2 separate regions of the Mus musculus genome follow, and region 2 is linked to region 1. The links are chromatin loops, found by intact Hi-C in ENCODE. Cell type or tissue: gastrocnemius. All regions are shown on one strand. Each heading gives the region's core, and the rest is flanking DNA. Links, peaks and the distances in the headings are about the cores only. Region 1 holds the start of Fam43a (family with sequence similarity 43, member A). Region 2 holds the start of Gm15742 (a long non-coding RNA gene).

Evidence for each region. Peaks named below come from ENCODE experiments on the same cell type or tissue, not always from the same donor. Only the 100,000 strongest peaks of a DNase experiment are listed, where the experiment ranks them.
Region 2: it touches region 1 in a loop (6-fold over the local background); 36 of 42 quality-filtered maps call a loop at or near these places.

Annotation. Positions count from the first base shown.
Region 1 is chr16:30,594,103-30,602,802 of GRCm38, reverse strand. Fam43a (family with sequence similarity 43, member A) reads right to left here and starts at 3,080. Exons shown (of 1, transcript NM_177632.3): 1 at 6-3,080. The coding sequence starts at 2,203. The coding sequence ends at 929. In gastrocnemius, for the core only: CTCF peaks have their summits at 1,258 (motif pointing left), 3,028 and 5,622 (motif pointing left); DNase peaks (open chromatin) are centred at 4,233, 5,633, 6,780, 7,277 and 5 more places; H3K4me3 peaks cover 3,518 bases; H3K27ac peaks cover 3,345 bases.
Region 2 is chr16:30,972,690-30,980,689 of GRCm38, reverse strand. The region is part of intron 3 of Xxylt1 (xyloside xylosyltransferase 1); the gene reads left to right. It overlaps Gm15742 (a long non-coding RNA gene), which reads left to right and starts at 4,219. Exons shown (of 2, transcript XR_384807.2): 1 at 4,219-7,283. In gastrocnemius, for the core only: a CTCF peak has its summit at 3,241 (motif pointing right); DNase peaks (open chromatin) are centred at 3,273 and 7,083; H3K27ac peaks cover 3,776 bases.

The DNA of each region.
Region 1 (8,700 bases), core at 701-8,700:
TCTCGCCTGTTCTGACAGCTTTTCCTCTTTATTCTCACCCCGCTGCTGACATGCCAACAGAACTGAAACAAGGCTGCTCAAAAAAATAACAAAATGTTTTATACACATTTCCATATATACAACCGTACAACATTTTACAGGTATCTTTTGCACAGCAAAAGAGATATAAACATTCAGCTCCGAGAACACAGTTATGTACAAAAAACAAAAAGTCAAAAATACTTCACAACAGTGCAAAAATATTTTACATAGCATCATGGAGTAGGAGCTTTGGGGCCAGAGGAAGGTGTGTATTTCTAAAGGAAAATTCCTTTTTTGTTTTTTAGATATTAGGTTTCTTTAACTGTAAACAAAACACGACTTTCATACACTGCCCCCCCCCCCAAGAAGAGTTATTTGAGAAATTTGGCAAACTTTCAAGAGTTTGAGTCTGAGGTAAACAGCCCAAGCTCCCCTATCCGAAAGAACTGGGGGCAGGTAAAGTGGCATTGAAGCCTCCAACGTTTTGAAAGTGACTTTGTTAATGAGATATTGATGACAGAAAGAGGCCTTCCAGTCAGGGGGTCTGGAGAGGAAGTTAACCCCTCCTTCCCTAGCCCCAGCTGCCTCACAAACAGGAAACCGGCTGCTGGGCACCTCCAGCCCGCCCTTGGCCTTTTCCAACTTCAGCCAGCTCTCCCTCACCCACCTTTGTAGTGCTTCTCGCCCTCCCTGCCCCCCATCCCCCTGTTCACAACCTGAGCCACCTCTGAGCCAAAGCGCTGGGGCAACTAGCAAGAGGGAATAGCTTCCCCAGAAAACTCCAAAGTCGGGTCTGGGCTTCAAGTGCATCATTTTCCCTTTCCTGGAGGTTAGGGGGAATAGAACTACTGTTGGGGAGCCACTATGTGTATGTTGGGAGGGGCGCACAGAGAAGTCTTCTGGCAGCTTAGCCCGAGTAGGGCTCATCTAGGCTGGTGCTGTCAGCAGGGCCCGATGGGTTGCCAGGGCTGACAGGGGTGGCATCCAGGCCTCCGCCCTCGATGGAGCTCTCGCTGCCTGTGCTCTCGCCCGACAGCAGGCGTGTCACCCTTAAATCGGTCTCCAGGGTGCTCACGTCATTGCCAAAGCTAAGGTCGCCCAGGTCACTAATAAGCTGTGACAGTTGGGCCTTCATGTCTGAGGCACAGACTGACAGAGGAAGTGATGTCCCCGAGCTGGGGCCCAGCGAGACCCCGCCGTCCCCCAACGCCTCCTCGTGGCCATTTTCCAGCGGGTCCAGCAAGTCCTCACATTCCAACTGCATGGCCACCACCAGCGCCCTCTGCGCCTCAGCCTCTTCCTCTGCTGGATCCCCATCCCCCACACCGTCCTCTTCTTCCTCCTCCTCCAGGCAGTCCTCCAGATGCTCCTCTTCTTCCTCCTGCAGCTCCTCCTCTTGCTGTTCCCCAAGCAGGTCCTCGGTGATGGAGCCCAGCTTGGGAGCGCTGCGGCTGCGCTCCACTGGCGGCTTGTAGCAGCAAGGTCCGTGCAAGAGCAGCTTGCGCAGCGGCACTAGTGGGATGGTGTGTGCGCCCACCAACTCCTGCTGCTGGTGACGCGCATCATCCCGCCGCTTGAGACGTTTAAACTCTGCCAGAGCGTTGGCTGATGTCTGGTAAAGCAGCAGAGCCATGGCCTGAGCCTTCTCCGGCTTGGACACCAGCACCGCGTGGCAGCGTAGCATTACCGCCTTGTGCTTCAGCTCATGCCGGTATACCCAGGCGAAGACTTTGGGTAGCCGCGCGTCTGCCACACAGTAGGTGACGCGGTGCAGCAGGTAGAGGTGGCCGGGACGTCGCAGCGCTCGCTCCTCGGCATGCACCATGCGGATGCCTTGCGCACTCACGGTCAGCTTCATCTTAGTCCCTTGACGGCCGGCCTCACTCTTGCTCCAGATCTTGCCCACCGCTAGGTCAGTGCAACCGTCCCCGCGCGCCTGGATGGTGGTGGCATTCCCCAGGTAGAGCACAGTGTAAGTGGGGTCCTCGCTGGTGATGTGCAGCTTCTTGCGCTTGGAGCGGAACATGCTGCCCACCCGGCTGAGCGCGCCTTCCGGGCAGGCTCTCGCCAAGGAGCTGAGCGCGGAGTAGTGCAGGCTCACAGCGTAGCCCTTAGGCTTGGACGCCTGCCGCGGCGGCGCCTCGGCCAGCAGCTCGAACTTGTGCTTCTTCCACGGCAGCATCTCCGGAGGACGCCCGGGAGTGGCTGGGGCGGCGGTGGCCGAGCGCGGGGTGAGAGCCCCGCAGGGCCACCAACCCAGGCTACGCTTGGCCCGGGCAAGCTCGAAAAATAAAACTCAGGCTGGGAGGACCTCCGGGGCAGGGAGATGGAGGCAGGAGAGGCCAGATAGTGCTTGGGAACCCCGCAGGGACTGGGGTAGGATATTAGAAAAAAATATTCAGGAAAGAGAGAGAGAGAGAGAGAGAGAGAGAGAGAGAGAGAGAGAAGCCTAGATGAGGAGGACCAGGACAAAAGTCTCAAACAAGCAACAAAATAAGAGAGCGGAGCGGAAAATATTTTAGAAAAAGGCCAAATGAGTGCGTACAAATAAATAAAGGTGGGCGGCTCGGCCAAAGCAACCGGGATGGTGAGAGAAATAAGCTGGAACTCTTCTTCAGCGAACGTGACACACACACAAGTCTTGGGCCAGGGCCAGGAGCCGCGGAAACTACAGCAGTGCGCCCAGGGGCCGGTGCTCCCCACCCCCAGTGGGTGCAGAAGAGGGCGAGCCCCTTGGCTGGACTGGTCCCTGAATAAGCAGCTTGCCCCAAGTGTGGTCCGAGAGGTCTGGCTGGCCGCGGCGGGCCAAGCACAGCGGTCCCGCAGCTCACTGCATCCTCGCTCCGAGGGGACGCCGGAGACTCGCGCTCGGCCGTCTCGGCCAAGGTAGCGCGGGGTTCGGAGGGCAGGACGCGCACATCGTCCGCTCCGGGGACTGCCGCTACCTCATTGCTTCCCTCCGGGGGTGTCCGGCTCCGCTTCGGGGTTCTCGGCGATCTGCAGCGCGCCCTCTGTGGTCGTGCGCGCGGTAGCCGACTTGCTCGCTTCACATCATTGCCGTCCGGGAGGAAGATCTCGGGTTAATATAGGCCGGCACGAACCATTCACCGCGCGGACAGGGGAGGAGCACAGGAGAGGATCCCTTTAGGGCTGCGACGCCGGACGCAGTTCTGGTCTCTTAAAGGGACCAGGTTGCAGGCACTGGTCGAGAGAAGGGAAGACTAGTCCACTTAGGCAACCACGTTCCAAATTTACCAGCATCTCTTTTAGCTATAGAAACCAAAAGACCTGGAGTTACCCGATAGATAGCAAGAGGAACTTAAACTTTGACACTCCACCCTAGGCTAAATTGCAACTCGCTGAATAAGTCTACGTCTAGATCGAAACTTCTGGAGGAGGCGGTGGAAGTTGAGCTTGTAGGCTCTGGGGAAAATTGCGTAGTATTTTGTCGTTGTGGTGACTGTTGTTGTGTTCCTTCTGTGACAACTTCAAGAGAATTTGCAGGTTCTGTTTACTATTATTCTTTAATAATCATCTATTAAGGAAAATAAAGAGCCAGGCGGTGGTGGCGCACACCTTTAATCCCAGCACTTGGGAGGCAGAGGCAGGCGGATTTCTGAGTTCGAGACCAGCCTGGTCTACAGAGTGAGTTCCAGGAGAGCCAGGGCTACACAGAGAAACTGGGGGGGGGGGGGGGGGGAATCAGGAGGGGGGGGCAAACTATAAGAGAATCAATTTTTTGCCTGTTACTCTTCTCCTGGTGCCATTTATCCGCCGGTGAGCAGCAAGCAGGTAGTGGAAAGTTCGTGGTTAAGATGACTGCCATGAACAATATTGAACACAGTAGTGAATGGTCCCTAAGTTACTTGCTTCCAGTTTCCACCCCCGACCCAAACTGCCACAGACCCTCAGAGTAAGGCACTTTTTCGAGACATATGAAGTTTCTAAGTAAGGCTGTGCTGCTGTTTGTAGAGCCATCACTGATGCAATTTGGGTGACAATGCTTAGTAAAAACTCAGATGATACTTTTCATACTCTTTTTTCACGAGCTAACTGGACAACGTGGGGTTTGTTTGTTCCCCTTTATTTTCCCTCCCCTGAGACAGGATCTGGTTACCTCGATCAGGCTCTACGCACATTTGGATCCTCTTGTCTCCGTCTCCACATTGTGGCATGCACCACCATGTCTAGCTCTAGACAAGATACCCTCACTCGCCGGCTTGCCCCTCTGAACCCTCCACAACCTTCTGGACACCCAGGGGCCAACCAGTAAAAGCTAAACGACTTCTATTTGATGAATGAGACATCCGAGCAAACATATATATATATATATATATATATATATATATATATATATATTTTTTTTTTTTTTTTTTTTGCTGGGTTAACTTCAGCCAGAAAAGCCCAAAGTCCTATGAGAATCTGGGAAAAGAGAAAAGAGAGTTCCCAGTGACTAAGAAAATTAAAGAGGATCCAGGGAGCAAGCGATGTTTGAAAGATGATTTCCCCAAGTGGGAGGGGGATTGGAGGGCTCTCTGAGAGCAGAGGATGATGCAATGCCAAGATTAAAATGCAGACACTTGTATGAGATTCGACAGAGTCAGTGATAACAATAAAGAAATGTTTCCCCATCAAAGAAATGTCCTATAATGGATTTAAAACCCTCTCTCTCTGTAGGAAGAAATGGCCTTTTCCTGACTGGCCGTTAACGAGGGTCCTAGTGCCCAACTTGCCAGCTGTGTGGGTGGGCTAAGGCGGGGGGGGGGGGGGGAATACCAGACACCAGGATGGAACAAACCAGAATTATAATAATCCATCATGCCAACATTGATGTTTCTTTTCTGCCAAAGGGACTGCAATATTGTGCGTATTTGTGTGTGCACACAATAGAAATTATTGTTCAATGCCAATAATGACAACTTGCAAATTCGAAAGAACAAAATATTCTGGGGAAAGCATGCCAACTTAGCCTTCAGCTGAGTGATCCTCTATAATCCCCAACTCTAAATTCTAAACTAGAGCCCATATCCAAGAAGTTAACATTGCCAAGTGTCCAGGATGTCTGAGGGCCAGAAGGGCTTCGGGGAGCAAAAAGAGGACCAAAGCTGGTCTCATCTCCAATGAAGGTATGACTATGGGCTACACCCAGTTACAGAGAAACCAGAGAGAAGCAGCGATAAGGAAGCATCCACTACAGCTCTCTGGTGGCAGCCAGAGCACCAGTCTCAGAGGTACAGGCTGTGTCATGCCTAACTACCTGTTTAATAAGCTTGTTTCGATCTTGGAAGAGCAGAAAGGTTCTAGGTGAATGGGAACACCCCATGTGTGAGTCACGTCCTGGGCTTGTGCTCTAAGACCCAGGAAGGAAGAAACCTTTATATCTCCTGCAGACCTGGACCTTGGATAGCCTTTGGGGGGTCTACCTACCTTGCCGTCTGGAGAACCTGGCCAGCCTCGCTGAACTCTGAGGTCGCAGACCCTCGGTGAGAGGGAGGAGCAGATGACAAGCAGGTTCACAGAGAACCGCTCAGCAGGGTCCTTGGAGAAACTGGTTAGACACTATGGGCTGAATTTTCAATGACGCTACTCCATCTACTGGCGGCAGGCGGAAGTGCCGCTTGGTGAGGTTGTTTCTCACAAAACTGGACAAGCCGGCGATTGAATCAATACACCAAGTCACAGCTGAAAAGAAACGCTGCCAGCAGGAGTGCCAGCCTCTCACTTGGCATCTGAGAACCAGCCTCCTAGAGGGCTTTTGAACTGGCTTTCTGCCACTGTGTGTTTTGCATAGTGCTCCTCCTCCCCCGCTGTCCCACTCACTGGACACGGACTTCAAGGTGACAATGGTGACTCTGGAATCCTTTGAAAAAATATTTGTAGAGTCTGCTGTGGTGATGACATTGCTGGAGGCTGAGCAGTAGTGCAGCTGGGGGTGTTTGCTTTCCTGGGAGTGATAGCCTGTGGAGAGGCAGATGACCAACACCCAAGGAATAAAATGCCTAATAAAAGGAATAAAATGCTAAGTCGCTGGTGAACAGGAGGCAGTACTAGGAGTGAAAGTGGCTGCTTTCAAAGCTGGAAGATGTTTCTCGGGGATAGCCATGAACACCGAACATCTGAGGGAGCCAGGCACTCAAAGAGATGCTTGCACAGTCTGGTAAAGTTGGTGTGCGTGGCTCTCGAGCACCCAGGAGGTGGTTGACTCAAGTTGAAGTACACCACAAATGTGCTTTTTGATGACTTAATTAGACCAAAAAGTTGTAATAATTGTATATGAATTCCATGCTGAGTAACAACATTTAGGCTACTGTGAGGTAGATCGAAGGCATTGCATTAAACTTAATCTCCCCCCCCCCCCCACTTCCCTTCCTTCTTTACTGTGGCTGTTGGCTTACGCAATGTTGTCCTGAACAAAAGCCACAGCTAATATAAAGGCATTTAGGTTTTGTAATAAGCTAAATGGACTCAAGGACTTTCAGGCTTCTTCGTCCCCCTCTGTGACCCTAGCATCTTACAGTTGCAGCCCCTTTGTCCTGGACTCCTGTGAGGTTTTTTAACCCCCTCAGCCCTGCAGCCGCCTCCACTAACACTAATGAGAAGCGACTGAGTCACTTGAGGCACCGCCCTTCGAGGGGTTTCCCACCATTTGTGTGGGACTCCAGCTAATTTCCACCAAACAATATCACTACAAAAGAGCAAAAGCGGGCCCTCGGATCCTTTTCCAGCCTTGTGTCTCACCACATGGTTTCTCTGTCATGTGTAGGCTCTGATGTATGCCACGCCATCTGCCGTGAGAGGAAGCAGCCAAGGGGCTTCTTGGCAGATCCAGTGCTATGTTGTTTAGATTTTAGACTTCCTAAACTGTGGACTTGATAAACCATTTTTCTCGCTAAGTGGCTAACTTTTCGTGTTTTGTTATAGCGACAGGAAACAGAATGATAGAGCCAATCTTCTTAGAAGATGTCCCTGGACAGATAGTTGTCTCTGTAGTGACAAGCAGAACTGAACCGATAGTTCCCCAACAAACAATTGAGGCAGTTAGACCTTGACTCGTGTCCCAACCAAACTCACAGCAAACGGTGTGTCCACACACATACCTACCTCTTCCCCCATAGCTCAGAAGTCTCTCCTTTTGAGCCTGTCTCCTCAGAGCTACTCTGTAGTCACCACACCACAGCCCTGGCCTTGTGCCTCTTCCTAGTTTCAACACTGAAGTGGCTTCCTACCAACTCCAGGCACAATCCCTTCAGCCCAACACACAAGCATTCTGATGTTGGGCCCCCTACCTAGCTGCCCAGCCTCCTTGACCTTTCCTGGCAACAGAATCCGTGCTAGGCAATGAAGGATGGCCTGGCCTTCCCCTTGGGCTGTTGAGACTGCTTCTTCTGTCCCTTCTATTGCTTGTATGGTGCCATCTAATTGAAATGGTTTCTGTCACTTTCCCTGGCTGGTCCCTAGTTTGTCTTCCCCCACCACCATTATTGCCTCCTCTTTGTCCTCCTTCCCTCCCCCTCCTCTCCTCTTCCTCTCCCCCTCTTCCTCCTCCTCCCCCCTCCTCTTCCTCTTCTACGTTGGGAACTAACCTAAGGACCATGTCAGACAGAAGCTTTACCGCTGAGTTTCCGCCCCAGCCCTGACACTCATTTTCAAGAGCCAGCTCAGATGGTGTCTTCTCCAGGAACCATTCTGTTTCCTCCTCAACCTCACTTGTTCTCTTTGCTATAGCTCTCATCTGGTTAACAACACTGTCAGGTTGACTCTCCATTTTCCTCACTAGGCTGTGAGCTCCTTTAGTGGGTACCTGCGTTTCATCCACTGCAGTCTCGTCAGCCCCTAGCTCAGGCCTGCTACCAATGTATGGCCAATGCGTGGAATGTGAAATGGACAGTAGCCATGTGAATATTTGTACAGTAACAGTTGGGTCTTACATGCACACTGCCAGAACTAGAGAGCGCTTCATGGTAACCTAGTCAAACCCTCTGGTTTTAAAGACTAAGAAACCAAGGCCCAGAGAGAGTGTGCATGGCCAGAGAGCAGTTTACTGGCAGCCAGGATGAGGCTCCATATGGCTTAAATCTGAATTTCATGCCGCCTTACTTTTGCTACCTACAAAGCCAAGGCTTTTAAATAAATTTATTATATTTATTTTAAAACTCATGTGCTACACCTGATTTTAAAAAAAGTCTATGTTTTGGGACCCTCTGGTTAATTTTATCAACTAGGTTTAGTCATTCCCCACTAGTCAGACTTACATCTCTCCATTCACTGGCCCTCTGTGAAAAATCCACTTTTTAATGGTTCTGAAAAAGGTTTGAGCCAAAGTATATCTGTCACCAGACTCTAGTAGCAAGATTTTGGTTTCTGTTGTAGTAAAGATAACACTTAGGCCCTGAATGTTGGTCCACAGGTTTAATCGCAACCCTTAGAGGGCAGAGGTTGCAAGATCTCTGTGGATTCAAAGCCAGACTGGTCTACAGAGTGAGTTCCTTACAGGACAGCCAGGGCTATATAGTGAGACCCTGTCTCAAAGAAAAAAGATCACACTTAGGTTCGTGACAGTGTGGTAGCCACGGAATCCCTTTGTTTTGTGTATTAACTTTGATCTCGTCAGTATTTTAAACTTTAAAAACAATACCTGCATAGTTTCATTTCTCAGAAAATATTATAAAGTAAAAATGG
Region 2 (8,000 bases), core at 1-8,000, 380 kb before region 1:
CCCATCATACAGGAAGCAAGGCTCAAAAGGGACCAGTCCCTTTTCCAGGATGTTAGATCAGACTCCAAAACTCATGCTCTGCTTAATGGAGCCGAGAGGTGCATGCCTGTGTTCATGTGTGCATGTTCCTGGCAAGTGGGTGGGCGTCATGGACTGCCTCTGTCTTGCTCAGGAGTGTGGGTTGATGTGGGCTGATGGTCCAGGAGTCTGGGGCATCCAGTTAGCCTCAGCCCGTGTTGACCCAGTGTTCCACGGATCACACAAGGCTTTTGCCAGGCTGTACCTAGATACCTTTGAGCCTTGCTGCCATCCTCTGCTCAGTGAGAAATGGTCTTGTCGGCTTTAAGACACAATGACTCCACGCTCACATTGGCTGAGCTGGTACTGATTATGGATTAGTCTCGGCACCGAGGCATTTGCACAGCACATACGCAGCAACTGTAGTGCCGAGTACAGCGGGCAAGATATCAGTTCCGAGGGTATCTCCAGCCAGTCTCAACAGTTTCTCTGCGTATGCAGCAGGCACGCTCTGTTTGAACAAAAACTACGCAAGTAGGCGGGTAAATAGTAGCCATATTTACACATTTCCCCTCAGGAAGCAGCGTCAGGCCATTTCACTTCTACTTTAAATTGAGTGTGTATTTTGGAGAATTCTATTCTGTGGTAACTGAGATAATATAGCTCCCCTGCTCTCTGGGGACAGCATGTATTAGCCTTGTCTGTCAGCCTCACCAGCCTGAAGACAGCAGGTTTCTTTGAGAAAAATGTATCATTATGAAGTTGGCAGCCAAAGTGGTGTACGTATGAGGAGGGAATGATGCAGGAATATCCTGAGTGGCCACTACTACTATGTCTCTTCCCTGAAATCCAGTCTCCATGACAGGTGCACCCCTTCTTAGGAAATGCTGATGCCATCAAACATCTACCCCAAGAGAACTAGACTAGCTGGTGGGATTCATGGAAGCCCAGCCAAAAGTTGGTTAAGTCCCAGCCTGTCTCTCCCTCCTTCCATTTCTCTCTCTTCCTCTCTCTCCCATCCTGGCCCCCTTATCTCCCAGTGGCTTCTATGTTGATGTCCTACTTCAGACTTTACTGGGGGAGAGAATCATTGCCCATGTCCTTAGCTGAGGTGAGCTCAGTAGAGCAGATTGTGATCCAATACAACTGTTGCCCTTATAGAAAGAAGAAATTACAGCAGGCACTCAGAACAGGGGAATGCCACGTGGAAGTGAAGGCAGAAATCGGGGCTTTGCCTCCATCAAATAAAGAAAGGGCCAAGATCATCAGTTAGCCACCAGACATAGCCAGAGGCCTGGGCAGGATCTCAGGAGCCTGAGCTGTAGGCCGAGGAATTCCTGTTGTTTAAACCATCCAGCAGGTTGCACTTTGGTCCAGCAGCCCTAGGGAGTGAATACGGATCCCCCTGCTCCTGGCATGGAGAGCATCCGGCAGGTGAGAGCGAGCACAGGCCTTTTGAATGGGGCTGCTGTCCAGGAGTGTAGATCTACAACATGGTGGCATCTGCTATAGTGCAGAGACAGATTAGGAGAATCGCCAGACAGGGTGTTTTCTAATTCTAGATCTGGCCATTTTTAGTTAAGACTTCATTGCCTGGTCAGTATTTTGGAAATATACTTTGGGGCTGTGGTGAAGAGTGTACTGCAGATGAGGCTCGTCACCGTGCCAGGCTTGCTGTGCCACAGCCTTCGTATCACTCAGGAGTGCTTTAACAGTTGTTATAGAAAGAAATCCTGGCTTTGCTTCCCTAGGGTGAAGCACAGCATGTTTCGTGTGTGTGTGTGTGTGTGTGTGTGTGTGTGTGTGTGTGTGTGTGTGCGCATTCGCGTGCGTGTGTGTCTCCTGTAGGCACATACGCAGAGATATTTATCAGGGACAGATGTAAGAAAGAGAGAACTGGAAGAATAGATTGAGTTTCACTTTGAATATGTTTTACAAACAGATATAGTTCTTTAAACAAAGAAATATTTTACTAAATGGCAAATGAGGGGGAGAGAGTTAGCAGTTAGTTGGATGTGCTTGAGAAAGGCGCCAGTTGTGCCTAATTCCAAACACTTGGGTATATCTGGTTGTATATTTTTATACATGTAATTTGTGCATTTCTGGCTAGCATCTCTGCAGAACTGTTTTCGGTACATGATTGCATTTAGCGAAGGGAAATGAACTGACAGGAGAGGCCTATGATTGCACTTGTATTTGTGGCTCTCCAGGGCTGCCTCTGTGGGTCTCCAGGATCTTGACTGTGGTGTCTGATCTGTGGAGTGAGGAGTGAGACTCATCGTGGAGAGTGGTGTGCAGAGCGCCCTTAGAACTGTCTTCCTTGGGCAGGACCATTTTCAACGTGTATTAAAGTTGATGTGATTCAACTGTATAAAGCTATATAGCATTAGTCTTATTTGCTGTACACAGAACCTCTCCCCCCAACCCCTGCTCCCTCATCCCAGCACTGGCTAGCACCCACTGGACAAGGGAGCCCCACTGTGGAAAATGAGTTTGGCAATGTTTCATATCAGGGTTTAAATTCTCCCATTTAAAAACTGAGGTGGTGTTCTCACCATGCCTGTCTCGTGAGGATATGAGATTATGAAGCCTTGCTGGTCAGTTTGAAGTGGGAGGCTCAGAAAGACTGGTGAGGTTTAGTCCTGACAGTCCTTGTTAAGTATACCCTAGAGCCCACAGCCCTTCCTTCCCTCTGAAAGTTGGGAGGAGACAGCATGCCGCCTTGCCACAGGGAAGCTGCAAAGTGAAGGCTGCACTAGGCAAACAGAACCGAGCGCTGTCTTCCGCAAGGCACGGGGCAGATGCCCCATGTGTTGGGGATTTATTTCCTAATCCTGTTACCAACAGAAAAGGACCCTAAGGAGTCTCTAATTTTATTACCAGCCAGGAGCAGTTTATCTTTGGTCTGTGGCTGGTTGACCAGGGCTCTCTGAGCATCTCCTTGCCATTCTCCCTATCCTTCCAGGGGAGAGCCTGGAGGTTCTAACCTGACCCAGGAGAGTAAATGGGGGAGGATCCCTCTCTTGGGGGCTCAGGATGGGGGCACACACTTGGGTCCTGATTTGGAGGTAGCTGAGCAGTGGGGAAACAAATGAGGCTTCAAGTTAAAACTGGGTTGCTGCTCTCACCTACCCTGCCCTAGCTTCCTGGACAGCCCTCCCTGACCCTCCCTAACCTTCCTGTGCTATGTACAGCAGGACTGCAGTAGCACTCACTGCCAGCAGGGGTCACACCTGAGTTGCACTGAGTTGTTAGCAGACCTTCTATGGGCTCCTCCCCCACCCCAGGCTGATTGGCTGTGCTCTGTAAATGTTCAGCCTACAGACCTGGATGCCACTCTGAGGCACAGCCAACTGGAGATGGTTAATCGCCTGGGAGAGGCGAAGGGGAAGGAGTGCACAGTAAATCACAGTTCTCCCTCTATAAAGAACACTAGTAGATAACAAATGACGGTCCTTTTGGTCTCCACAAAAGCCTTGTGGAGTTATCAGTGATTAAAGTAACTCATGGTTATTTTCTGTCACTTTATCTAATAATGACAAGTGAGATACTGGATGTAAAGAACTCATATTTAGCTTAAAGCAGTCCTTACCCGCACTAGAATCAGTACCTGTGTGGTTCCAACCGACACTAAAGGCTACAAGCAGGGAAACACTGCCTGGCATTAATCAGAAGCCTTGTAGGAGCATATAAATACTACCTCTAAAAGGACACTGTCACCATAAAGGAAAGCCAGGAAATGGGAGGCAGCAAGTCCTTAAAGGCTGTGACAAGCATCAGGAATAAAGGAAAGGTGAGCCCAAGATGCTGGGGACACTGTAAGTCTCAGCAGGATGACCCCAGGGGTGCCGGTCTAGATAGTGTACGTGCATCCTGCGGACCCCAACTGAAGTAGGTCTGCAGTTCATTGCTGTGTAGACTCTGGTTTCTGTCCAGCTGTTTCCCCACAAATCAGGCCCTGCAGAAGTAGTCCTTGCTAACCAGAGCAGACCTAGTGTGACGTGGAAAGGCATTTCTCCTCCTCCTCCCCCTCCTTCTCCTCCTCCTCCTCTTCCTCCTCCCCCTCCTCCCCCTCCTCCTCCCCCCCCCTCCTTCTTCTTCTTTTTGGTTTTTGAGACAGGGTTTCTCTGTGTAGCCCTGGCTGTCCTGGAACTCACTCTGTAGACCAGGCTGACCTCGAACTCAGAAATCCGCCTGCCTCTGCCTCTCAAGTGCTGGGATTAAAGGTGTGCTCCACCACTGCCCAGCTTTCCTGCTTCTTTTTACATAAAGAATATACTGAGCCACTTTCGTCATTAACACTTTAAAGGTGTTAAGTAAAGATCCGATGCTTTTATGTCACCTGCTCTCTCTGATGTGTACAGACATTTGTTTGAGGTAACTGAGCGACTCCACTGTGGGCGCCATGTAACACCTTACTATTGAGTTGCTGCATCCTGTCTGTGACTTCTCTAGTTCTGTTTCTGAAGTCTCATTTCTCTCTTGTGGCCCCTGGCCTCCTATCCCTGCATCCCACTCACACACCATGGTCCCTCGAGGTCAGCTCAATGGCACCAGGCACCCAGAGTGGTCCTGCTAAGTCCATGGTCCTAGGCTCCTATCTTCATTCACCATGAGCCTTTACTCAGTCTGACTCTGGTTGTCTGTGATGCTTGCTTGCCATTTTCACCTTGGTTAGGTTAGGAAACAGCCCCTGTAAAGGCATCCAGGGAGGGTTAGGGAGTGTGTGCAGTGCTGGTCTATGGATCCGACTGAATAGGTAGAGGAAAAAAGATGTGAATGGGTCAGGTGTCAGGATCATCGCTCTCTGCTCTCTGCCCCTCTGGTGTGTGAGAGCTCCATGCTCCTGCTGCCACAGCTCATGCTGGGCTCAGTCCTTCCTCCTCATTGCGGGCTCTACTTCAGACTGTGACCAAATAGCCTTCCTTAAGTACTTTCTTGTCAGTTACTTGCCGTAGCATTGAGAAAGGGGACTAGTTGGCATACTATAGTTATATATGTACTAACGTATGAAAGTAAATACCAGTGGGAGGTAAATTTGCAGGGATATTAGTCTTGGTTCACTTGATCAGTGAGTATTTAGAACATATGATCACATGGCTGAGTAGGACCCTTAGGTACATGCACGTTAGGCCTGTCCAGCCACCAGAATCGAGGTAGTCTGGGGTCAGCTCCTGTCTTCTTGGGGAGCCTGGACAGGTTCATTCCGTGCTGTACAAAGACGCCATTTGTACTGCTTGCGTGAGAGAATGTTACTGTTTCTTCCACTTTTTTGTTTCAGTTGCCCAAGTCCTGAGCCACAGTCCTCTCTGGCTGGCTGTGTGATAGATTTTAAAGGTCACACAAAATGTGGCCTCTTCCTCTTCCCCTTGAGTCAAGGGAGAAGCACAAGAATAATCAATAATTCTAAAAGGCAAAAAGCATCGTTGTTGCTGTTTTAAATTTAGTTCTTGTCTTAGCTTACTTAGGTCTCTCCTGGATTCTGAGCTTGTAGGAGTCGGCCTATGCAACTCGGAAGGATCCAGAAACTATCAATACTGGCTCCTGGGTGTGACAATGTTTCTGCACTTCCCTTTACTCCCAAATAAAACCACTTAGTGTGGCGGCTAGGCCCAGCCTGGTATCCCAGTCTGATATCCTTCCCACGTAGGGCTTGTGCCCCCCTCTTCTCCCTAGCTCCCACAGCATTGCCCCATGCCTGCCTCCCATCAGGCAGCCTGTCCAGTGGGATCATTTCAGTCTACAGATGCTTAAAATCCAGACAGTTGGAAAGTCTTCCGCCTCAGTCACATTGTTATCAAAAAGAAGAGAGAAACGTGGGTAAGGCGTGGAGAAAAGAAAATCCTTGTCCATTGCTGTTGGGGCTGTAGACTTACAGAGTCAATATGGAAAGCAGAAGTGCTCCCGCGTGTGCGTGCGCAAAGGAAGGCAGTCTGTGCTGTAAGGAAACCTGCAGTGCAGTCCGCGTTCACTGCAGCAGTGACAACTGTGGCCAGATACAGAGTGTCCACGGGTGGATGTGTGGATACAGAAAATGTGATAAACGTACACTGGAAGATCCTTCACCCTGTAATAAGGAGGATATTCTGCCATGGCCACAACGTGTGTGAGCTGAGGGCCTTCTACTAAGTGGTATAACCCAGGCACAGGAGGAAGACAGCTTGATCTCGCTTGTACACGGGATCTCAAAGGCAAAAGCTAGGTGTTTACTACACAGAGATGATTCTGGAGGCAAGGTGATAGCTACGGCCATAGAGGTCAGGGTAGGAAGAAAATGTAGGGCTGGGGAAGTCTCAGATCTGATGGACACCAAGGGGGTTGAAGGCAATAGCGCTGTTAGATTAAGGGTTTTTGCTATAAAGAGTATAGATTAGATATTCTACATGCATATGCGTTCACACGCATGTGCGCACATAATAAAAATGAACACATAAAATTAATTTGTTTATCTTTGTTAACCATTTATGTATATATAAATCATCACACTGTAAACATTAAACACATACAATTTAAAAATCAATTCTTTGCTAACTGTTGAAAAAATAAGGCATGCAGGACATACTTTCTGATGTGTTCCAATTTCATATATTTATCTTAGTACAGGGCCAGCTGTTCTCATTTCTGTTCAGGAAACATGATAATCAGAGATTCATTTCTAACCACCATACTTTACTCAGATTACACTAAATCTATAGTATACAAAGTGTCTCTGGGACTAATTAATGTTTTTAAATGTTTACCTAAAGCACATAGAAATTGTATACATTTCTCAAAAAGAGAAAAGAAAAATGACCCAAGGGCCAGGCAGGCTTTGCAGCAGGGGATGTTTTGCTCGGTTCCCTGAGGTGCTCATCAGTCTGTGTTTTCCCATGTGATCTAGGAGGTTAATGAAGGCACTGTGGGGCCCATTGTTATTTCTGCACTGTGAATTGATTAGCCAGAGGATGTACAGTGTGGCAGTGTGTGGCCAGGCCTGTGTGTCTCTGGCAGTGGCCCAACAGACTTTGAAGATAGCATGCTGCTTCCTAGTCACGACCTCTCGGCCATGTGCTGTGTTGTGGGTGCTCCTGGTGCTGTGCCAGCTCCTTACCGATGCTGGCAGGAGTCCTGGCTGTGTGGACACAGTAGAGACCTTTCTCGGAAAGTCAAGTTCAGCCCTTGCTGTTTGCTGGTGAAAGTGCATCTGTCTGGACTACTTCACTTCAGTAAGCGTGGGCTGGGCCCCTGCCTTGTGCCAGGCACGGGGCCAGGCAGTGGGGATTCAGGTATGTAAAGACACCATTTCTATCCCCAACGGTATGACAACTCAGTGGGTCAGAGTGGCTTATGGGGCCCTTGCAGACTTCACTAAGGAATTGGCCTCTGGGCTGTGGTTTGATTAGAAGGTAGCTGTGTGGATGGTGAGGAAAGAGGGCACAGCAGCTAAGGCCCTGGTGAGAATGGCATATGCAGAATCAGCAGGAATGTCAGTGTGGATGGAGCAGAGGAACCTGGGGTGGACAGGGCATGGCCAGATGGCCCGGCTTCTCATGGCCTGGGATCGGGTCTTCAGAAAGTGGGGAGCGTGGCGTCACTGCTGTCAGGACAGATGAACAGCAGACACCTGCCTCTTGGCTAGATCACACTGTCTAACAGTGTGCTACAACTACGTCCATTCCCATAGGTCACACCGCTGGAGACAAGACCCGGTGCTGGGTGTGTAGACAGGAGGTCCAGGGTAAATATCATCCTTGTGGCCATCAGAAGGCCACCGATGAGGGCGGGACAGTGTGCCCATTCACTGCCAGAGCAGTGACTTGGTGGGAACAACAGCGGAGGTCAGGAGAGTCTTTCACAGGTACCATCTAAGGCCCTCCTAAAATTTCCATCCCTGTGCCTTACACTCTTGTTTTCCTCTATTTTTTATGCCCAGCAAGAAATAAATCTCAAATATTTACCAGAGGTACACTTAAAAGCAGCTTTTTCTAAAAGCAGCGTTTACA